Regions from separate parts of the Homo sapiens genome. Here region 1 is linked to region 2. A link is a loop called in an ENCODE intact Hi-C map of the cell type or tissue named here. Cell type or tissue: Caco-2. All regions are shown on one strand. Links, peaks and the distances in the headings refer to the core of each region. The heading gives the core; the rest is flanking DNA.

Region 1 (8,349 bases), core at 289-8,288, 150 kb after region 2:
TTCAGCCAACACCATAACTCCCTTCTTGGTCTGTTGACTCAAAGGCATGAGGAGCCCAAGTGGCCAGGTAGCAGTCTTAACTTCCAGTTTAATGCAATTATTGTGATACCTCCTGATGGAAGCACTCCTTCTGGAGCTAAGACCTCTTGGCCAGCAGAACGTAAAATTGTGGGAACAGGAAGCAAAAAAATTGCTAGTAGGTCACTGTGGTAATGATGAGTGGTGCCACTCTCATTTCCATTCGTTGGTTCCTGATTCATGAATCCCAGCTATGAGAGAAAGATATTGTACACTGACTTAGATAATATACAACTTTCTGGAGAACTCTGCCCCAGTCCTGCAAAGTATTGTCACCTAGCTGGCACTATCACTATTCCTTCAAATGGATATTCCACTGTCCTATCAATCCAGCTGCTTCAGGATGGTGAGGAACATGATAAGAACAGTGAATTCCATGAGCCTAGGGCTTTTGCCATGCTTGTTTGTCTGTGAAGTGAGTTTCTTGGTCAAAGCAATACTTTGTGGAATACCATGATGATAGATAAGGCATTCTATAAGTAAACAGATGGTAATTTTGGCAGAAGCATTGCATGTAGGGAAGACAATCTGTATTGAGAGTATCTATTCCAGTAAGGACAAAATGCTACCCCTTCCTTGAAAGAAGTGAACTAATGTAATCAGCTTGTGACCAGGTAGCTGGCTAATCAGCCTGGGGAATAGTGCCATGTTGGGCCTCAGTGTTGGTCTCTGCTTCTGGCAGATTGGGCACTCAGTGGTGGCTGTAGCCAGGTGGGCCTCAGTAAACAGAAGTTTATATTGCTTATCCCATACATAATTGTTATCCCTGCAACCATGGCCACTTTGTTTATGAGAATGAGTGGCTGGGAAGGAGGATGACTGGTAGGCCAGAGATCAGGTCATTATATCCATTTGATTATTAAAAATACTCCTCTGCTGAAGTTACCCCTGATAAGCATTTACATAGAACACAAACATCTTGACCATTCAGAATGTTTATTGACCATTCAGAATGGCTTCTTGACCATTCAGAATGATCCATCTGTACACCTCTTTTTAAATTTCTTTGTCATCAATTTTCCAATAATATTTCTTAGTCCTTGACCATCGAGCAAAACCATTGAGTACAGCCCCTAAATTGCAGATATCCAATTTTGGGTATTACTTGCCGAACCATCTGTAAGCCAGGCTGACGTTTTCACTTCCTCTGTCAACTAATCATAGGTAACTATACATGAAGCTGAGAGTGCAGAGTGGGAGAGAGAAGGCAGTGTAGCAGGAGTCGGGACCATGTACATTCAGGCTATTTATTCATACAAATTACTTGTGTGTTCAGAGTTTGCTAAGGGCCTGATAACCTATATATTACTTCTATTTAATGACGGAGTGCTGCTGTGGTTGCCCATATGGCTTGATGGGCCAGATAACACCTTGTTCATGATAGGCAGCTCAGGTCACATTGTAACTTGGTGGCCAATGATCAAGTGTGCATTTTCTAACACTTAGCAGCAGGCCTGTAATTCAACCATAGGGACCTGCCAAAGGCTCCAAATAGCATCCCTACATGCCCCTGATAAATCAAGTATCACTGGACATACTGGATCATAAGGCACAATGATCTGCTGGCAGAGCAGCTTGCACAGAAGCCTAGACTTGTTGCAGAGCCTTCTCTTGCTCTGGGACCCACTTAAGACTAGCAGCTTTTTGGATCACTCATTAACCTCGCTAGAGCAACACAACCAAATGGGAACTATGACAGAAATAAAGTCAAATGACAAATGAAAAACTAGGGGAAATATCTGCAATTAACATCACAGATAAGGGGTAATTGCTTAAATGGAAATCTCTTCGGTCTTGTTTAGTAAAAGATAAGTAACACTGTAGAAAAATGGGCAAAAGACATGAACATAGACAAAAGAATCCCTAGGGGTGTAAAAAAGTCCAACTTTATTTATTGTAAGAGAAATACTTATTGAAATTACACTTATCAAGGAAATGGGGAATCAGATGGTCTCATATATTGCTCATGGGAACATAAAATTATATAACTGTATGGAAGTCAGTTCAGCAATATCTATCAACACTATAATACCATGTGTCTTTGACCCAGCATTCTCATTTCTGGGAATGTATTCAACAGATGCATCTGTATTTATAAAAGAAGAAATATTTACAAGGTCATTAATTCGAGCATGATGTGTAATAGCACAATCTTGGAAACAATCCAAGAGTGCATTAATAGTGGCTGCTTAAATAAATTATGATACATGCATCAAAACTGCAATAAAAATTAAGCAGCTCTCTGTATATTAATTTGGAAGGATCTCCCAAATATATTGTTAAATGGAAAACTTCAGGCATTAAAGATATATGTTGAATCATAAGATATTGTGGATATGATGCCAGCTTTACGGCTGCTCAGACTTTGGCCTACATCTGCTGCAAAACCCTTTTTTTCCTCTAGGACCCATACAAAACCCAAAAGTCTTTTGTACTACTTGATAAATAGGTCAAAGCAATATTCACCAGTGTGAAATTGTGCAATTGCTCCCAAAACCCTAGGAGACTTCCCACATGTTTTACTATTTTCTTAGTGGTAAGAGGTACAAGAAATAATACTTGTCCTTTACTTTGGAGAGAATATCTCAATAGGACATTCCTTACAACTGGGCTTCTGTACCTCTAAAAACTTCACTGATATGTCAGGCCCTTGAATCTTTGTAGAATTTCTATAAAGATTGAAACTTCTACCTTCTAAAGTTAATGTAACAAATGGAAGCAAGGCTTCCAACATAGTTGACACTTTTTTGGATTATTCTGTAGGATGATACATACATCAAAACTACAAGTAAGCTACTGTCATCCACTATGATCCCTCTACTTTATGCAGGCACCAAACTGATAAATTGTTTGGGGATGTGATGGAGACTACTACCTCTGCAACCTTTAAGTCTGTAGGGGTGGTACAAACCTCCGTCATTCCTCCAGGGATGTAAAAGTCATTTTTAATTTTGTTGTCTATCTTAGGCTGAAGACACAGAATTCAAGGGCTTCTACTTGTATTTTCCTGCTACTATTGATCTTACTCTTTAGGTGAAGAAAGCACTATATGGTTTGTGCCACTTGCTTGGTGTATTCATTCCTATTGTATGTTTTAGAACTGGGGAAATGACCACAGGGTATGTCTGTGAACCCATCTGAGCCACTGGGAAGTCAATAATCACTTTAACTGCTGAATCTTACTTACTCCTATTCCAACACATGGGCCACGATTTACTGCAGTTCTCAGTACATTAAAATCAGCCTTTGATTCAACAGTCCTAAAAAGCTTTGGGTATGCTTTTCCCCTAAGTAAATGGCCATAGGTCTCTGAGGAGAATAGGAATTTACTACTCTATTTAATTGACCAAGTATTACAGGATCCTTCTTCATGGGGACCCAGGCTCTTCAGTCAAAAAGGGGTTATTGTGCAGTTCTTAAGGGAGGCGGCAGCAAAAGTAAGAAATACTGGTTGGCTTCCCCAAATGCTCCTTTAAGCAGTGTGAAGATGAGGGAGAGGAGGAGAATATGAGAAATGGAATTCCTGCCAAAATCTAAGTTGTCAGGACCAAAAAACAGAGGGGAAAGGTGACTTTCCAATTTTAATTTTTAAAATAAGTAATATCCTTAGGAGAATGTAGAAAAGAGGAGTTCAAGAAGAATGGGACTTCCATCTAGAGAAGAATTTTTCTGGCCTTAGCAAAGGAGAGACGTGAGAAGTGATAAAAATATTTCAGAAACAAAATGAATACTACGACTCCAATGTTGGCAGGAAATTAGTGAGAAAGCCGTTGGACTTCAAGAGGTCTGGAGGCTGGGAATGAGGAGCATTTCAGTGGCTAACTGCATGGATCTTTGGGAACCAAATAAAACAATGACCGTTTCAGAGACTGTTGCATGGCTGGTAACCCAAGGCTATCTTTCATCAAATGTCTTTAGTACACTCTCAAGAACTTAGACCTAATGCCCATGGAAATTGTAGGAGAAAGGAGGCCAAAATTGCCTGAAATTAAGTATTGTTCTCTTGGTTTTTAAAAGGGAAATTAGATTAATTGTGGTTAGAAGTAAAATTTAAATTCCCTAGAGAGTAGCTTAATTCTTAACATACAGGAAAAATTGCCAGAGGAATCTTTACACATAGATACTCAGAGGATCATCTATCAATCAGTTGTACTTCTTGGGACTTCTAGTGTGATGCACAAGGTGGATCTCTTAGAATTGACAGATATTTTGCCTCTTTCTCTGTGTAAATTAGGGCTGGAATGGGAGGAGCAGCCAAGAGATTTCATCAGCCACAGTGTGCATGATGGATGAGAACACGGGACACATACCAGTGAAGGGCAGGTCGTATAATAATGTTATGCTAACAGAGATTGGGAATGCAAATAATCAGGGAGTTCATGTGCTATCTTTTTCACCATGACTCTACTTTGCGCTATTTATTGAATGTACTATTACTTATGAGTGGATGTCTGAGCCAAAAATACGCCATTTTCTATAGACACAGGTTTTAAAAATTGTGGAAAATTAAATTATCAATATATTAAGAGTTGCAGTATTCAGACCATATATTATATTCTTGTTCAAACAAGCTAAAAATATTAAAGATGATACATGTAAGCTTATGCCAAAAATGCCAAAGTGTAATGAACAAATTCCTGTTAGACTGAGTTTAGTAAACAAAAAGGCACTTCTTTTTTGATGTTACCACAGAAACCCAGTAAGGGAGAAATGTGATCTAACTGGCTTAAATAAAAGATAATGATGAAACCTATTTTCATAAATTTGCATCAGTCAAATATTTTGATGATTAATAAGCAAGCCAAACTATTATACTTATAAAGAAAGTCTATAAATGATCAAATGCCTTTTATCAACATCAAAGTATCTGATTTTTCTATTTCCTTACCTTCACAGCCTATTTAAATAAAAAATGAGAACATTATTTTAAGCTATTATGATCTAATTGTGTGCTATATGAAAGCATAAAAAGACATTCGGATCAAATGGAGTTTGCATTAAAAGAAATCAACTGTTTTCCAGAAAATGGGGGGAAGTTCTATATATATTATATAAAAGAACAAAGTAATAAATCAGGTTTCTTACATGCTTTATAGAAAATGTTACTTATCGACACTGGACTAAAAAAAGACTGTGCGTAACCCATAGATAAGCCAACTCTTATTGTGATAAAACATCAGACAAATCCAAATTGAGAACATTCTACAAAATACCTGACCAGCACTCCTGAAAACTACCAAGGTCAGTAAAAATGAAAAATGATAACTAAATGTAATATGATGTCCTGAACATGGTTCTGGAACAGAAAAGGACATTAGGTAAAAACTAAGGAAAATTGAATAAAAGTAAGAACCTTGGTTAATAATAATATATTAATATTTCTCATTAATTTTAACAAATATATCACACTAATTTAAGACATAATAATAGGGGAAAATGGGTGTTGGACATATATATGGCTGCTCTCTATATGGCCCAATTTTCCTGTAAATATAAAAGTATCCTAAAATAAAAAGTTTATTTTTAAAAAATTCCCCACCTCCAAAAAAAATCTTATAAATCTGTTTCATGTACTGTAGTATGAACATGATTTCAGAGGGTGAACAGTTAATAAATGTTTATATGACAGTTCAATAAATCAATCCCCTTCTCTAAGGTTTTCAGGTTTACTTTCTGGCACTACGAGATACTCTAGGCTCACCTTGCTTACTACTTGCCCCAGTCCAGCCATCAGCCATTCCTGTTTCCTTTTATTGGAGAATAGAAGAATGTAAGGACTGGGTTGTTACTGGTGTTTTGTTGCTTCTAGGCCCTGACAGCTGGCTGACAGAACAAGGAAATATACCTGGTATATTAACCTATGTATATACACATATCTATGAATATTTCTTTGTGTAATCATATATATTTATATTAAGCTAAACATCAGTTCATATTTAGGACTCCAACTCTAAATCATTACCCTGTGGGTCATTCCAGCCTTCTGTCTTTGTATATCTGCAGCCTCTCAATCCATGGATGTTCTTTTACTTGGTCATCCTCACCCCATGGTTCAAGGGTATAGTAAGTATTTAGTGATTCTGCATAAATGTTCTGCATATCAATATTCAAGTATTTGTTCAATGTATATGATTTTGATTTAAAGTTATCAGCTCCAAATGAAGGCTAGGAGGCTAAATTAAACAAATTAAATTGGCTAAAGTTAGATCTTTTTTTAAAAAATATATGTTACTGAGTAAGCTTATCTCTATAATTGGAATTTTAATTTTATCTACTTATATATTGGGCAATTTTGGAAAATGTATTGTCTTCATGTAGGACAGATATCATTTGAAGATATTCTATAAACTAAATAAAATAAATAATAGCAATTGTTCTTGATTATTATTGACAGTGATTTTTTTTTTTTACTTTTTAAAAATGTTTCTGGTCAAACAGTGCCATCTGTCTACTGGCCCACATTGCAGGTGCATAAGTTTAACACTGTAGCAAATATTTGCTTTAATTAATAATTTCTGAAAATTAGATTCACTGGCACCTTGACTTTATCTGATGTCTAGCAATTATGAGTTCCTATTTAAACTCATAAGTTGTTTCAAGTCATAGACTTCATAAATGAAGTGAAACTGGAGTCAAGATTTCTCTGTTCTGTGTCATCACAGCTTTGCCTTTTTACTAGCTGGGTGACCTTAGCAAGTCACCTCTCTGAGCCTTGTTTTTTTCATTTGTAAAATACAGATTATAAACCTACCTTAAAAAATGTTGTAAAGATGAAATTAACAAAAAATATAAAGGCCCTGAATACGCTCAACAAAAAAAGTTTGTTTCATTTATCTACAGAACATAAAAATTGTTTTTAGCCTTCATTTTACAAAAACAGAGATGCCCATTTTTCTAATTTCAGGGTTATATTGTACAATGTCATTTCAATTGAATGAATCAATGGACACATTAATTTAGAAGAATAATACTTAAATTTACAGCCATTGACTTATTTGGACAATAATTGACTTTATAGCAGTAGAAATAATGAAAGATACATTTGCTTTCCCATAAAAATGTGATTTTAGTGGAGAATAACGTTCCTGAAGGGATGAGTTCCCAAATGTTATTAATCAATATATTATAGCAATGAGCATAATTAACAAAACAAATTATATTCCTCAGTATTGTTCATCACAAACCTATCTAAATTATATATCAAATAATCAGCAAGTTAATACAGAAATGAATAGCATATATAACATTTATTTACTTTTACTTAGACTCCAGGGAGAGGGAATGTGCTCAGTTGGGAAAGGGTTGAAGGAGGGACATGAGAAGAAATGAGTTGGACATAAGAAATTTAGAGGCCGGGCGCAGTGGCTCATGCCTGTAATCCCAGCACTTTGGGAGGCTGAGGCGGGTGGATCACCTGAGGTCAGGAGTTTGAGACCAGCCTGACCAACATGGAGAAACCCTGTCTCTACTAAAAATACAAAATCAGCTGGGTGTGGTGGTGCATGCCTGTAATCCCAGCTACTCGGGGGAGGTTGAGACAGGAGAATCACTTGAACCTAGGAGGTGGAGGTTGCGGTGAGCCGAGATCATGCCATTGCACTCCAGCCTGGGCAACAAGAGCAAACTCAAAAAAAAAGAAAGAAATTTAGAAAAATACTCCTTGAAGCGCCATGCTGATGGAATAGTTCACTGGAGTGTAAGTGGCAAGATACAGGGTAAGAATCTCTAACTCCAAAAAAACAAAACAAAACAAAAAACGTAATGAAGACCCAATTTGTTTAATTTCCTAAGCCTATCTTAAGTGGTAGCAGTGATAATGATAATGATGATTTTACCCTCTTCCATTCATAAGGAACAGTAAAGTTTGTGTAATTGACCTTCGCTTGAAGGGTAAAACTTGTTGGTCTTGGTATTCTCTTCAATAGTGACTTATTAAGAGTGAAAATGAGAAGAGGAGGTGGAGCAAGATGGTCAAATAGAACCATTCACTGATCATCCTCCCTGCAGGAACACCAAATTGAAAAACTATCTACATAATAAAGCACCTTCATAAGAAGCAAAAATCAGGTGAGTGGTCACAGTACCTGATTTTAACTTATATCCACTGACAGAGGCACTGAATGGGGTAGGAAAGACAGTCTTCAATTGTTGATGCCACCCCTCCGCCATGTGGCAGTGGCCACATAGGGCAGAGAGAGAATCTGTGCATTTAGGGAAGGGAGAGCACAGTGATTGTGAGACTTTGCATTGGAACTCAGTTCCGCCATCACA
Region 2 (8,349 bases), core at 78-8,077:
CCACACATTCTCTTCCTCAGGTTAGTCAGATTTCTTACTGCCCTGGCCCAGGGCTCCCAGAGACTAAAGTGAAATGTGTCAATCCTTTTTAGGCTAGACCTAGAACTAGCTCAGTGTCGCGTCTGTAATATTCCTTGATCACAGCAGTCAAAGACTGGCCCAGATTCAAGGGGAAGGGACATTGTGCTCAGCTTCAATGGGAGAAGTGTCAAAGAATTTGCAGCCATCTTTTAAAAAACCACATATTGTCACAAGAGGCTCAGGTTAACATCAGAATATGGGTGCACAGCCGTTCACTTACTGTTAAACCAAATAGTATCAATTGTTTATCCTTACTCAAAGATGGCAACACTAATTATAAATGGTGAGTTTCATCGCAATATAAATATTTTACCTATTAATCAATAGCTGTTAGCTATTAATATAGCTACAAATAGTGATTAGCATCATCTATGTGCAAAACACTGGCACTGTACTAATTGCTATAGAGTAAAAATATGAACCAAAGCTCCTAGCTCCAGAGCCAAGAATTTAGTGAGAAGATAATCATGCTCAAACAAGCACAAAAACAAAGGAATGGTATTCACAGGGATGGTTACCATCCAGTCCTCATTCAAGAGTATGTGCAGGCATGCTTATGATCGTAGGAACACTGAAAATTAAAACAACTTAAGATGAATACATAAATATCACGGCCATATGACATTTTATATCCTTCATTGTTAATCTTCCAAAGCATTCAGCTGTGGTAATATTATTTAATAATCGACCACATAATTTTAGGACTAGTTAATGTTTTTATTTAAGAACCTTCTATTTATTCTTAAAATTAAAGTCTTCTATAACTTTAGAGGGATAAAGATATAATTTGTAAAATGTGGCATTAATAAAGTTGGACTTACAGAGCTGAAAGAACAAATGTATTGTGTTAAGAGATAAAGCCACTTGTCTGCCAGACACATGAAATCCTATAGAGACTTCTCACACAAGTCAGGCACACACACACAAGCATGCAAATGCACATACACACACAGAACATTGTAGGTGTTCTCATTGTGACTTTGGCTTATGATTATCCCTATATGCAAAAAAAAAAAAAGGCCGGCCTCAAAAAGAAAAAATGGAAAAAGCCAACGTTATCTGCTCTAAGAAAGAACTGGTCTGACTCTATGCAGCTAGATAGTAGCCCTACAGAAAGAAATCTCTAAAAAAGCATTAGCTTTAAATCTTTAAGGAATTATGAGATTTTTGTCCCTCCAAGAAATGCATCAAAAATTGGAAAACAGTGTAGAATAGGACCAGAAGGTAAAAGAAGAGAGACACTACTAAATGGATTCTATCTCAGGAAAGTTAAGGTTGAAAGCCAGAATCTCAAATGGCAAAAGGTAACCCGGCAATTCATTCTAGAGTTTCCAATAATAATAAAACCATCTTAGGCCCCTCCTAAAAAAATTGTCAAGGGTCATCTATGCCGATTAACTTGGAAGAATACTAAGTGAAGGTGTTACAATGTGGTTCTCACTTCACATTTTCAGTGTATTTATCTTTTACTTGACTCAAAGCAGATTACAGCAGAAATATCACTTGACAGAGATTGCAAAAATAGCCCATTTTTTTCTTTCTCTTTCTTTCTGAGGGTTGAAATATTTCTAGCTAGTGCCGCAAAATTGTTCCCACTACTCTGCTTGGCATGAGGAAAGAGATAGACATGGGATAAATTATGGGCTTATCAGTAACCAAAAATGGAGTTGGTATTACAAATTCATCTAACTTATTTTGCATATTTGGTATTCCTGGTTGGTAGTTATTGTTGTAATTATTATTTAGATGTGTAGTTTTTTGTTTTATTTTAAAATTATCTTCATTGTTATAAAAACAATCAATTTTATTTTTAGAAAAAAGATGGGTAAAAAATGATAAAAGTAATTCACCATCTAGAGATAATTCTGTATATATTTTTTCTGTTTTCTAGTCTTTTGAAAATCTACATATGCATGTATAGGATCATATGTGTAGTGTATATAACTGTATGTAACTACACTGAAATAAATAGGGGAGGGTTAGAGTTCAACATCAAACACGCTTAACATTAGGCCATGTGGGGTTCAAAAGAACTTGTACATCAAGTAGATCTGAGTGGAGATGGCCAGACACTGAGAGGTGTCTTCGATTGAGTTGCAAGAAAAACAATGCAGAAGTAGAAGTATGTGTGAAGGAGTTTAACTGGAGGTAGGTGGGGCTGCTGCTCCTCTCCTTTCACCTATACAGAGTTGGGGAAGCAGGATTGGGTAGACAGGGAAGCAGAACTGAGAGGTGTTTGCAACAGAGATCACAGTCGATCCAGCGGGGAGGTTGGAGCTGAATAGTCCATCAGGGGACCAGGCTTCAAAAAGAAGGAATTTGTTTTTTATTTTGGAGGGAATGTCTTGACGTGCCCCATCTATTAGGCTTCTAAAATCTTAACTTAGATGTATTGCATCCTCAAAATTTTGTAAGATTTATTTCCTACCTAATAGAGTCCTCCCATTCATATGCTACTTTTTGAGATCGAATATTTTAAAAAAGAAACATATAGGGTGCAAGCTGTCTTTTAATAAAGGCCCCCAGAAGGAATCACTCAACACTTATGCTTCCTTTTCATGGGCTAGAACTTAGTCATATAGCCATGTCTAGAAGGCTGGGAAATGCACTCTTCATTCTGGGCACTGAGTGTGCAAGTGAATGTTGGGATTTCTGTTACTTCTAACAGACAAGGAGTGAAGAGTAGATATAGGAGGCCCGCTGGCCATCTCTGCCATAAACACTGAAATCTGTTTAAATTGAAACCAAGGTTAAACAACGGGTAGTTACCATTATAGAACCAAACGTAAATGTAATACCTTTTGACAATATAAAAATACTGTCTAGTAGATGACATAAGATTGGTCTGTAAGATGCACCATGTAGCAATCCATTGCAAAATAAAAATGATGAGGCCGTGTGTGGTAGCTTATGCCTGTAATCCCAGCACTTTGGGAGACCAAGGTGGGAGGATCACTTGAGGCCAGAAGTTCAAGACCAGCCTGGTCAACACAGAGAGACCTCATCTCCTGGACAACATAGAGAGACCTCATCACCACATACACACATATATTTTTTTTTAAATTTTTTTTGTTATACTTTAAGTTCTGGGATACATGTGCAGAATGTGCAGGTTTGTTACATAGGTATACATGTGCCATGGTGGTCTGCTGCGCCCATCAACCCATCATCTACATTAGGTATTTCTCCTAATGCTATCCCTCCCCTAGCCCCCCACTGCCCGACAGGCCCCAGTGACACACACAATATTTTAAAGTGGTGGATCTGGGGTCAGGTGTGAGCAGGAACACAGAGCGCTATATAGATGAGTAGACTTAACTTAAATGTCTTGCTTTGTATGTTGAACTAAGGGAAAATTATGTGAATCTGAAGGAATGACTCTGTAAGATGGTTCAAGTAAACAAGGAGTCTTGCACAATTTTGACCTCTTGATGGCTTCTCCCAGACTTTTGGTTTGCTGGCCAACTTTTCTTTCAGATGGAGGCAAAGGTTAAATCTGTGACTAGGTGTTACCATAAAGCAATCTCTCAAACATTTTTTCTCTTAAGACAAATGTGTCATAATGACATACCATAGGAGATGTTCTTTAACACTCCAGGAGACAAGGGAGTTACTTTCCAAGATAGATTAATTCGCTTTCTTGGGAAGCTTCCCCTCAGGAATCCTATTCTTCCAAGTACACTGCTCATAATTACCCAGGCAACCAGTCCATTCAAGTCATGTAGGGCTAAATAGTACAAAAGTGGACTGGGGAAGAGTGAAAACTATCATTGTGTATCTTGTATAACATATAGAAAGCAATTAAACAAGAATGAAAGACAAGATCTGCCTAAGTAGAGAAAGAGGTTGAGTTGGGTATTACACGATATTGAGATTAAGCTTAAAATTATGTATTGTGCATTGTGAAAAAAATTTATGTATTGTGAAGTAATTTTTAAACAGTCAAGCTGATAAAGTCTTTATTTTCATAATTTACACTTTTAAGTTGCTTTATACAATGTTAATTTAATTCAAAGGTATTTAATCTTAAAGATCAGTTATAAAGCATACTTTTCTCTCCCAGGACACAGATGTGGTCAACTAAGAACGTGGGTAGTAGTCATTAATACAGTCAAATAATAACACTTTTCTCCTGTACCACAAGATGGCAGCACATGCAAGGGTGCCTATTTACAGTAATCATTTGTGTATAGTTTTAATGTCTCTGGGTTTTGGATGATTTAAAGGGTAGCCTTCTACCTTCTAGAATATAAGTAGTTTATATTATTGCTTTTTTGTTGTTGCTTATTATTATTGCTTATTTTGTTGTTGTTCATCTTCTTAAGTTCAAGAGCAACACGTATTTTTCCCTCTATAATATCAGATCAAAATTTGTTCTTTTACAAATTAAGCTACCTGGTCGGGGGGGGAAAAAACCTATTTACTTTTAGGCCCATGAGAGGATATATCCTTCCTCACAAATGTTATTTGACCTCTCTTTCGATTTAGACTCACAAGAGAAATAATCTCAAATTGCTGTTCCCTCTATAAAGTTCTTCCCCTAGATTTCACATTGCTTTTTCAAGTTTCATAGGTATCTGCTCAATTCATTTCTATGAAGACCTCCATGATTGCCCTGTAAAAAAAAAAAAAAAGACATCATAACACCATTTGTACCTCTAGTATTCCTCTCCCTCCCTGATTCTAATTTATTATTGTCAACCAATCTACCATACCTTTACTTATTTATTTGTTTATTGTTCTCCCCTAGTAATATGTAAGCTTTGCAAGAGAAAGGATTTTGTCAGGCTTGTTCATGGTTGTATCCCCAACTTCCAGAATAGTGCCTGCACTTGGTGGGTATTCACTAAACATGTGTTGAAAGTATGTATTGCCATAAAGGTTGGAACAATTGAAATAATTGTAGCAAGATGGTAGGTGTATTTAAACAGAACAAGTGTCATAAATAAAAGAGCTCTAACCTAAGGATGGAGAGGTAGAAGTTCTCATTCCTGTTCTACGCGACTACTAAGGACCCTCATGCTGCCATTCAAACTTCGTGGTATTTGGGTTCTATTTAGTCAATATGGATAATAATATCACTTTTACTCATATCCTGACATAGATGTGAAGCTCTGGTTATGTAAATTAAGCAAATATGAATAATAAAATTATTTCTTTAATTTTTAATGATTTGAGATCACAGAGAATGAAGCTAGTTCTTTCCCTTCAATAGCGGCCATGATTTTCCAAACATTCCTAACCTCTAATAAAGAAAACTTCCCAAGGTACACAAGGCCTCTCTTTTCTCTCTCAATCAAATATCATAATTCTTGCTTGAGGTTCTGTAAGTTATCTCCTTGAATCTTATTGGTTTTTATTAGACATACTGGCAAATACAGAGCAAATGTACAACACAAAAAAATTTCACAGGCACAAACTCGTGACTGACATTTCTCCTGGTGAAGAACTTACATAAATGAAGTGGGAAAATATTTTAAGAAATTAATGCATATACTGTCTCCTACCTTATGATATAACTGCTTACTGATCTCAAACTTGGCAGCTCAAAGAAAGAGTGTCATCTGCTTGAGGAATAGTTTACAGTAGGAGAAAATCATGCCACTTTTTTCAGCTTTTAAGATCAAGGAAGATCATTGTCTATTAAATAAAAAAATAGTGGAGATATGACATGATTAGAAAAAACAGGTTTATATTTCTGTTCATAGACTAGACAAAATAATTCTGACCTGAAACAGAAGAGGGAGAATTGTCCAAAGGTAGAGGAAAGTGAAGTGCATCATGCCTTACAAGCTACCTTTTGATTTGGAGTGGAAATTCTGCCAGCCAAATCTCAAATAGAATATGTCACATTTAATTATATCACCCTTTTGTCTCATTCTAGCTTTTTTGCACTTGAAAGCACTCACAGATCATCTTTTTGCTATTAAATGTCTTGACTGACTTAGAATCAACTAGATCAAAGTGATTCAGAGGTTAAATATATTAATATCCATGTCATCTTGGACAACTCATTTATCATAGTCTCAATTTTCTAACGTGGAAATTAAATCGATTTATTCTTAGGCAAAATGTGTATATATCTGTGTAAGAAAATATGCTCATATACTAGATCGATCTCCAGCATTCTCTCTCTTCTTTTGTCATTCTATATCTGCTTCTTTATTCTTAATAACATGCTCTAGATGCCTCCTATCCAAAGCAATCTCCACATTACTCAGATGCCTCCAAACTATTTCCCCTTCTCATCATGAATTTATTCAGAAGAATAGTCTATACCTACTACCTTCATTGTCTCCCTTTCTTCATCCCTAATTTTCCATAATTCCTTTGTAAAATCTCACCAGCAATATCACAACTGCCAAATCTGAGGAACTGTTCTCAGTCCTCATCTTACTTGACCTTTTGTTGCAAATGAAATTGAATTTTAATTTTACCTTGCAGATCTCTGCTTGGGTCTATGACATGTCTTTGTCCTAGCTGTCAATAGGCCTCTCTGAGCACATTTTCTCCCATTCTTTTGCTTGCTTCTCTTTTTGCACTTGTTTCTCTTAAAAGTTGGTGTCTCCCAGGGTTCTAGCTTCCAGTCTTAACCCACTTCTTTTGTTCCATACACCCTCCCCACCCCAAACCCAGGATAATCTTGTGGTCTTCACCCATAATATATGTATTAGTGACTCCCAATTCATTCTCACAGTCCTGGCCATTCTTTCTGGTTCCCTGTAGATAGACCTCCTTTGCTGGTTACTCTTCTTTTCTCTGACTGTTCAATATTGGAGAACCACAGGGCTTAGTCATTGGACTTTCTTTCCAGTTATATTCCCTCCCTTGGTTATCTAATTAGTCTAATGGCTTTAAACCATGTGATGATTTCCAAATTCATATCTCCAGTCAAGACTTTCTCCCTCCACTCTAGACCTCAATGCCCCCTCAATATTGCTATTTGAAGGTCTCATAGGCTTCTCAAATTTAACATTGCTAAAACTGAACTCCTGGAAATTCTGTCTTTCTGATGATTCAGGTCAAAGACTTGGGGTTGCCTATGGCTGCTTCTTTCTCTAACATCTTAAGTTCTCTGTCTTCTTTTCTTTCTTTCTTTTTTTTTCTTTAAAGACAAGGTCTCACTCTGTCACCAAGGCTGGAGTACAAGGGTGTGATCACAGCTTGCTGCAAACTCAACCTCCCTGGGCTCAAGCATTCCTCCTACCTCAGCCTCCCAGGTTGCTGGGACTACAGGCACACACCACCACATCCAGCAAATTTTTGTATTTTTAGTATTTTTTGCCATGTTGCCCAGGCTAGTCTCCAATTCCTAGACTCAAGAGATCCACTCACTTTGGCCTCCCAAAGTGTTGGGATTACAGGTGTGAGCCACCATGCCTTGCCTGAACTTCTAATTTATCAGCATACACTGTCAGTTCCATTGTCTTAAAACATCCAAACTCCTACTGCTTTTCTCCATCTTCACTACTGTCAGCTGGGTCCAAGATACGCTCACTCCTTGAGTGTATTAGTGCAATAGCTTCCTAACTGGTGTCCCAATTTTGCCCTTGTCCCATTAGTCTGTTCAATACAACATCCTGGGTGACCTCATTAAAACTCAAGTATGATTGTATCATTCTTCTGCTCTTAAACACCAGTGGCTTTCCCTCTCACTCAAAATAAGGTAGAAGCCCCAAAAATGACCTCAATGCCCTACAACATAGGCATATGCTCCTTAGTTCATTGGTCTCATTTTATATTAATCCTCTCTCCCTTCTATTTGCCACCCCCAACACTGCCTCCCTGCAACCTGAACACTTTCCCCCCTTTTCTCTCAAACACTAGTTCCTCTTCTCTTTCATGTATTGAGCTTCTGGTTGTTCCTTAAACATATCAGTAAGGCCTCTCCATCAGGGTCATTGCACCTGCCTGGAATACTCTTTCTCTAGATAACTGCTTTGTCTAGACTCTCACATTTTTTAAGCTTATGCTCAATTTTTAGCTTTTCACAAAGGCTTTCTCTGGCCACCCTATTTAAAATGTTAGTAATCTCCAACATGACTATCCCCATTCCCTGGTTCATTTTTCTATAAATTATCTTATCACTATCTAACATGGTACCTCTTTGCTTATTAATTTTGCTTATTGTTTTCTTTCCTCTACTAGACCATAAGCTCCATAAAAGCAAATTGTTACTTTTGCATTTTTAAAAGAAATCATGGAAATTTTATTGAGAGGAATAAAAATTACTTATATATCATATTCATTCATCATTATATCATTTCA

Evidence for each region. Peaks named below come from ENCODE experiments on the same cell type or tissue, not always from the same donor. Only the 100,000 strongest peaks of a DNase experiment are listed, where the experiment ranks them.
Region 1: it touches region 2 in a loop (4-fold over the local background); 21 of 110 quality-filtered maps call a loop at or near these places.

The regions. Positions count from the first base shown.
Region 1 is chr5:129,047,114-129,055,462 of GRCh38, forward strand. No RefSeq gene overlaps it. Among named protein-coding and RNA genes, the nearest start is that of ISOC1, 43 kb to the right of the region's middle. In Caco-2, for the core only: no CTCF peak of the experiment used is centred there; a DNase peak (open chromatin) is centred at 4,358.
Region 2 is chr5:128,901,486-128,909,834 of GRCh38, forward strand. The region is part of intron 6 of LOC105379168 (a long non-coding RNA gene); the gene reads left to right. Among named protein-coding and RNA genes, the nearest start is that of SLC27A6, 60 kb to the right of the region's middle. In Caco-2, for the core only: a CTCF peak has its summit at 4,236 (motif pointing right); no DNase peak of the experiment used is centred there.